Linked DNA regions of Homo sapiens: region 1 is linked to region 2. A link is a contact called in ENCODE Hi-C or POLR2A ChIA-PET data. All regions are on one chromosome and are shown on one strand. Each heading gives the region's core, a stretch centred on a gene start or an enhancer-like site at or near the end of the contact. The rest is flanking DNA. Distances are from core to core; before and after follow the strand shown. Region 1 overlaps LINC02542 (long intergenic non-protein coding RNA 2542). Region 2 overlaps LINC02542 (long intergenic non-protein coding RNA 2542).

What was found. Hi-C counts contacts between places; a loop is a spot of excess contacts on that map. ChIA-PET counts read pairs that join two places held with the same protein, here RNA polymerase II (POLR2A). Pooled maps may share reads with other maps.
Region 1: a loop to region 2 is called in a map of cardiac septum, with 3 times the contacts of the local background. The contact joins two enhancer-like sites. A Hi-C loop is called at or near these places in 6 of 168 maps with a recorded cell type or tissue (Right ventricle myocardium inferior, cardiac septum, gastrocnemius medialis and 3 more), 1 of 37 single-sample maps with no recorded cell type and 6 of 50 pooled maps. POLR2A ChIA-PET finds 5 or more read pairs at or near these places in 1 of 52 experiments (WTC11).

What each region holds. Positions count from the first base shown.
Region 1 is chr6:82,012,347-82,015,557 of GRCh38, reverse strand. All of the region lies in intron 3 of LINC02542 (long intergenic non-protein coding RNA 2542), which reads left to right. Among named protein-coding and RNA genes, the nearest start is that of LINC02542, 88 kb to the left of the region's middle. Within about 2 kb of position 1,462, at least 5 of the 41 ENCODE cell types and tissues checked have a DNase peak (open chromatin) inside an H3K27ac peak, as active enhancers do.
Region 2 is chr6:81,893,422-81,896,858 of GRCh38, reverse strand. The region is part of intron 3 of LINC02542 (long intergenic non-protein coding RNA 2542); the gene reads left to right. Among named protein-coding and RNA genes, the nearest start is that of LINC01526, 81 kb to the right of the region's middle. Within about 2 kb of position 1,763, at least 13 of the 41 ENCODE cell types and tissues checked have a DNase peak (open chromatin) inside an H3K27ac peak, as active enhancers do.

The sequences.
Region 1 (3,211 bases), core at 213-2,712, 120 kb before region 2:
GAACCTCAGAGAATTAAGATTACAAAGTGCCATGAAAAGCCAGAAGTGTGATGCCTTTGTGCACCCAAAGACTTTACAATCTGGTTGTTAAGGCAGATCCTGATAGAAAAATATACAATGATATAAGAAGATCATTAAGGGCAGAATTGAGAGGGGTGGTCTGTAAAGAACAAAGTATTATAAGGATGGCTTGGAGTGGCCGAGAAAGGTTGACAGACTCTGGTAAACTGAAAACCCAGGTTATTTCTGAACTGACTCAGAATGGCTGTGTCACCAAAAAAAGGACAAAGGAGTCAAGGAGACTATGTGTACTTCCTTAATTATTTTTATGGTTTGCTGATTCATAGACTGATTGAGCTGCAGGGTTGGAGGGGACTGTAGCTGTCATCTAGCAAAGCTGCTTTCTTGCCATCCAATGTTGGAAAATATTGGAAGCCTTCTTCCACCGTCCTTTCCTTCAGTCCTTGAGTAGATCAGCAGTGCTTCAAACCTTACTGTATGGAATATTGACTTTCTGTGTCTCTGCTGACACACCCTGAAATGGGTAGAACTTAAGGCTCCTTGGAAGAAGACAGTTCATTTCCTGAGTCAGCACAGACCCATCACCTCAGCCTCAAAGCTCTCATTTTATATCTGAATCAAAGGGTGTCCTAAACATGGAACACAGCCCTTCCCTTCCTTTTTTTCCCCGTCAAAGTGAAAAATGGCTGGGTAGGAGCTCTAATTATGTGGAACATGCTGGACACTCTTTTCATGTCCAAGTAAATTGGTGTAACCACTGTCCTTGAAGCAATGAGGTGATGCTGTGGTAACCACAGAGATGGGCTGGTATGCTCACAGTAGCAACAAAATCTAGTATTTGCACAGTGTTTTATAATTGTAACGAGTATTTACATATATTATTTGAATCTTGTTAAATTCAGTACCCTAGACCTGATAACTATTATTATCATAGGCTCTCATTTTTTGAATCTGTAAACTGAGGCTTAGAGAAGTATAACTTGACTTAAATAAGTTAGTAATCAAAACCTAGAACCGAGATTTTTTTTCTCAACTCTCAATTCAGTGCTATTTTTACTACACTGTGATTATTTTTTCTTAATAGTTCATCCCATGATTTTTATTTGTTTGGTAACTTACTGTCTGTAAAAACTCCCCCAAAATAAATTAATGTCATTGGTCTTCATATTTTTCTTAAGAAAACTGGAAAGACTCCAAAGATTTGTCCCCTGTGATCCATTTTGGAACTTTAAGATGAACAAAATAGATCTATGGGAAGAAAAAAATAATATTTTAAAATTTAAGCAATTTTCTTTCTGTCTACTCTAAAAATATGAGTCTATTGCTTGTTAATGCTGACAACATCCCAGTGAGGTAAGGAGGTCAGGAACACTATTATCTCTCTGTTTTTAAAAGCGGGTACACAGAGAGGAAATAACTTGCCCAAGGACATGGTGACTCAGTCAGAAGAGGAGCCAGGATGAAAACAGCCCTCATTTTTTGACTTTCAATACAACCAAGACCCTGATCCAGATGGGTTACGGGATTATGGCCCTTCACAAATAAGTGCATATTAGTCAGATGTGGAAATAATTATGTCCCTTTCACATTCTGAACAGAAAGTGAACTCTCAAATATATTGGCAAAGGGGAAGCCAAGATTCTCCAAGACTTTTTCTTTCCTTCTTTTTATTTTTAAGTCACAGATGGCTAGTCTGAAAATGAGGGAAAAAAAACAACCTTTCCTTGTCTTTTCTCTTAGGCCTGGCCTCACATAACACCCCCTACCACACCCCTGTGGGAAGAAGGATTACACTTTCCACTATTCCCTAGAGTAGATTTTGTTCTTTTAAAATAAACAAACACTTGAAAACTTTTTTTCTTCTAATATTAGCTTTGGTCTTGAACCAGAATTGATTTGGCATGGAGTAACTAGAAAGGATGAATAGTATTCTCCATGAGCAGTAGAGGAGATTCTCTTTCCACAGAGCCTTTTAGAATCATCATTCAATATGATGAACCCAAAATGAGACTAATTTTGACCAAGAGAAATAATGACATGAGATAACCACTCATCATCCCTGTTGGCTGGGATTACCTAATGATGCCAAGTGGGGTGGCTGCCTACATTCCTATTTTCCCCACACCAGAATGACCATGTACCCTGGGTCTGGTTGTATAATAATAAATTATCCTTTTTTTTTTTAACTCAAGGAAGGATTGCCTTTTTCAATTCACACAAAGATTCTTCACAGTGTCTGGTAGAGGCCCTGATCCAGTCCTTCCTAGTGGCTCTATTCCTCTACTCCCAAATTAAACCTGCTTTCTCATATGCTGGCAAAGTTGGATTACATGGCAGGTTAGTTACTTGCTGAAATGACTCTTTGGTATTTGATCCTTTTTCTGCAACATGTATATAGTTTTCTTACAGATAATGGGTCTATAACTTTATAAGATTATAAAAATAAGATCATATTTGTAGGATAAACATTTAGAATTAGAACCAGTGTGGTGATGGAATCCTCTTTATCTAGTTATCTAGGAAATACAACCTTGGAGAGAAACTATGAATGGGTAAGTGGAGATGTGAACAGCCCTGTTTTGGTCTGCTAAAACTATCATAACAAAATACCACAGCCTGGGTGGCTTAAACAACAGATTTTATTCCTAACGTTTTGAGAGTCTCAGGAGCCCAGGATCAAGATGTTGGCAAAGTAGGTTTTATCCTGAGGCCTCTTCTCTTAGTGGCTGCTTTCTGGCTGTGTACTCACAGAACCTCTTTGTGAGCTTGTGAAGAGGGAGAGAGCTCCTTGGTGTCTCTTATAAGGACACTAATCCTATTGGAACAGGGCTCCACACTTATGACCTCATTTAACCTGAATTACTTCTGTAGAGGCCTCAATTGCCTGAATAGCTGTTTGAAAACATGATATGGTGTTAAATAGTCCTAGAGACTATTCAAATGAAAAGAAAAATTGTTCTACCTCATATTTCAAAAGAAGAGAGCTTGCACAATTTTCAGTGTTAACTCTCCTTTTGTAAAACATTATGAAAATCCTATTTTTCAAATGTTTTCCTGTATTACCTTGGTATGCATTCTGTCAACTTAAAGGGCTTTTTTCCCCTTTCCCATAAAACATAGTATGTGGCAATTTTATCAAGTAGAGACTGCATCTTTTCTGTTTACTTAATTTCTTTTTTAAAAAGACCAA
Region 2 (3,437 bases), core at 514-3,013:
CCAGAAATACATGGTGCAACTGTGATTCAAATACTAAGTTCCTCTGAGGAACTATTAGTCACTGTAATACCATGGACATTTCTCAGGTACCTTCAATTTTCTCATTTTTGAAAAGCTTTGGACTGCATTTCTTTCTTGACAATCTTTCAGCCTAAATGTACTTTGGTCTCTGAACAGTTCAATTAAACACCTCATATCCTGGCAATCTTGCCCTCCTTTCAACCCCTGGAATATTTATTATCATTTGGCCATTCGATGCTATTCTGGGAACCACAATGCTTGTATGCTTTTTTGTGTTTAGATCCTGTTTCTGCAAGTACATGGGACATGCTTTAAAAGGAAGGATGCGGCCAGGCGCAGTGGCTCACGCCTGTGGTCCCAGCACTTTGGGAGGCTGAGGCAGGTGGATCATGAGGTTTGGAGTTCAAGACCAGTCTGGCCAAGGTGGTGAAACCCTGTCTCTACTAAAAATACAAAAATTAGCCTCGTGTGGTGGCAGGCTCCTGTAATCCCAGCTACTTGGGAGGCTGAGGCAGAGAATTGCTTGAACCCAGGAGGCAGAGGTTGCAGTGAGGCTGAGATCATGCCAGTGCACTCCAGCCTGAGTGAGAGAGTGAGACTCCATCTCAAAAAAAAAAAAAAAGGAAAGATGAATCAGTGATCCCCTTCCCGCCCCACGCCCACCCCACCCCCCCCGTGACACTCCCGGCAGTGATGAGCATAGTATTTTGCATATGGTCAATGTTTAAAAATATTAGTTGGTTGGTTGATATGACCCAGGCCACCAAGCTATGAGATATTGTAATAGACTGAACCTAGTATTTGCCACAGAATGAGGGGCAACCAGATGCTGGTTTCTGAGTCAGTATTGCCTGAGGTATGTTTGACTTGGTGATCAGGAATGGCAAGTGCCCTCTACCCCACAGCTGATGCTCTCTAACCTTCTGGCCATTAAGAATGCCTGTTTATCTTCTTGCCTTCATCAACAGCAGCTGTTTATTTAGCAGCCTGACTTAAGACATTTCGTATATATACTCAATGAAGGCTTTCTTTCCCTATTATTTTTCTGTGGAGGGTAAAATACTGTCTTGTTTTTCCAGTTCTCCTCCTAAGTGTGATGATTTAGATGTTCCTGCTGTTAACTGGCAGCTTTTCCATTTCCTTCTAGCATGGAGTGCCCCAGACTTCTCCACAGAAGCCACTAATGAGCTTCTTGCCTTTCAAGCCCCTGATTCACTAATAACAGAATTTCAGCAATGTCTGAAGTTCGGGACCTTATCTTTTCTTCCTTTAGAAAACAAACAAGCAAAGAAAATATGTTACTTGCTGAAGCCACTGACTCAATCCTGTCTGTTTAAGGTTTTAAAACAGAGAATTTATTCAAGAATCTCAGCTTCTGCTTTGCAAATGAGTTGAAAGCTTAAGGATTTGACCCCAACTTTCAAAGTAAGTATACCTTGTCAAGTTTTTTTCCATCTCTTGCTGCCTACATTCAGTCTTTTTCAATGATACTTCATGCTTCTAAGTATGTTTCTGCCTTCTTCCTAATTAATATTGACCGAGTTCCCAAGTGTGTTGGGAACAATTCTAGGGACTGTGTGGATGGAACACAGAAATGAAAATGTTCCCGCCCTATCCCTTCTGCTTGACTTCTGGCTCTAAATGATGCCATTCATTCTATCCGCCTGTTGGCCCCACACGCAACTTTCTGTCATTCACACTATGCCAAGAGATCATCAATGCCCTTTTGTCCTGCGTCCCTCGGAGCCTTGCAAAGCACAGAGCACAGCAGAACTGTCAGCAGCACAAATGCCACTTCTGCCAAACCTGCTCTTACTGTGTCCTCTGATGAACCAGCAGCCTTTGCAGCTGTCTTCCCAGAGTGGGTTTATGAATATAAGGCCTGCCGTCTTTCCTCTCCAGTTCTGTCTGCCTCAGTACTAGTTAGAATGACTAAACCAGACAGAGTGCAAAGCCCATGTCTCCCAGTGGGTAACTCAGTCCACTGGTCTCTTCACATTCAGATTCTCTCATCTTACACCTCCAAGGACAACATGGTATAGTTTTGCTTTCCTTTTGATGTCTTGTCTTGTCTTTCTTTTTTCTTTTCTTTTTTTCCTTTTTTTTCTGCCCTTCTGTGTCAGGGCTCTCAAATGTGTGTTCCTGTACCTCAAAAATACATAGAGATGATTGCAAAGAAAAATAAATATACTTCTTCTTTCTCCAAACATGCGTAAGTCATCATTCCCGTGTTCATAAACACATGCTGTATCTGCCTCAGCATTCTTGCCAGACATGGATGATGTTTTACTTTCCCTTCTGAAAAAAATTCGAAATTTCATCTCTTGTGAAATTATCTTGGGCTTCTCTTCAGACTCAAGTCCAATGTGTGTGAAGTCATACAGATTAGAGAGCTCTGTTCCCAGAATCTGTGAGGTAACCATGAGCTTTTTCCAGCCCTCTGGATGCCTCCTCATCTTGTCAACTACGAGAAGTTAGAAGTGGTAGCTTTTCATATCATTACATTAATTATACAAGGTAGAGGCATATGCACACTTTCTTTAAAAAGACAGAAAATAGAGATTTTAATTATACAAGATAGAGGCATATGCACACTTTCTTTAAAAAGACAGAAAATAGAGATTATAATTCTTTCATGTTTGTGAGGTACTTATCACTACTCCATTTTACAGTTATAACTTTTTCTGTCTTCTAAATATTTTATTCCTGTATGTTGGAAACTTGGAAGTTTAAATTCACCCAGAATCCACTGATGGAGATTCATTCTTATCTGAGACTTCACACAGTAAACTTGTTTCTTTTTGTTAGTTTGTTCAGGAATTGTTTCCTTGCCTTTGTTTTTCTAAGAAATTATAGAAAGTTCTTTCCATTATGCTGAATACAATAGTCTTCAAAACTTCACAGCCACAAACATACAGCTTACTTATATCTTAGGTATCACTTAATATGCTGTGAAGAGATGAGAGCTTTCCTAAGGCCTTCCTGCTCTATGAACTTTGGTGAATTTACCAACAGGACCTCTGCTGTCTCCAATCCCATCACTAACCTGCCTTCAGCTGCGTTCTCAACTCATTCTTCAATACCTATTGAGAGCTTACTACCTTTCAGACCTATTCTAGGGACAAACAGAGAACTAAGACACGGCTCCTGCCCCAGTTAAACTTAAGTTCTGGGGGGAGGTAAGTGGTGGGAATGGGGAGAGGTGACATGTGCTCACTTAGTTATGATATAATGTGATGAATTCTCTAAGAGGAAAGAAATCAATTTTGTGAGACACCTCCTCCCCCATGAAAAAATTCCTAACTTGGCTAAGGGATATCTTCTAGAAAAAAAAAATTTTTTTTTGAGCTGGTTTTGAAGACTGGGTAACAGTGCTCCATACCCTGGAGAGGAGAAGACATTTCAGATAGGGAAGG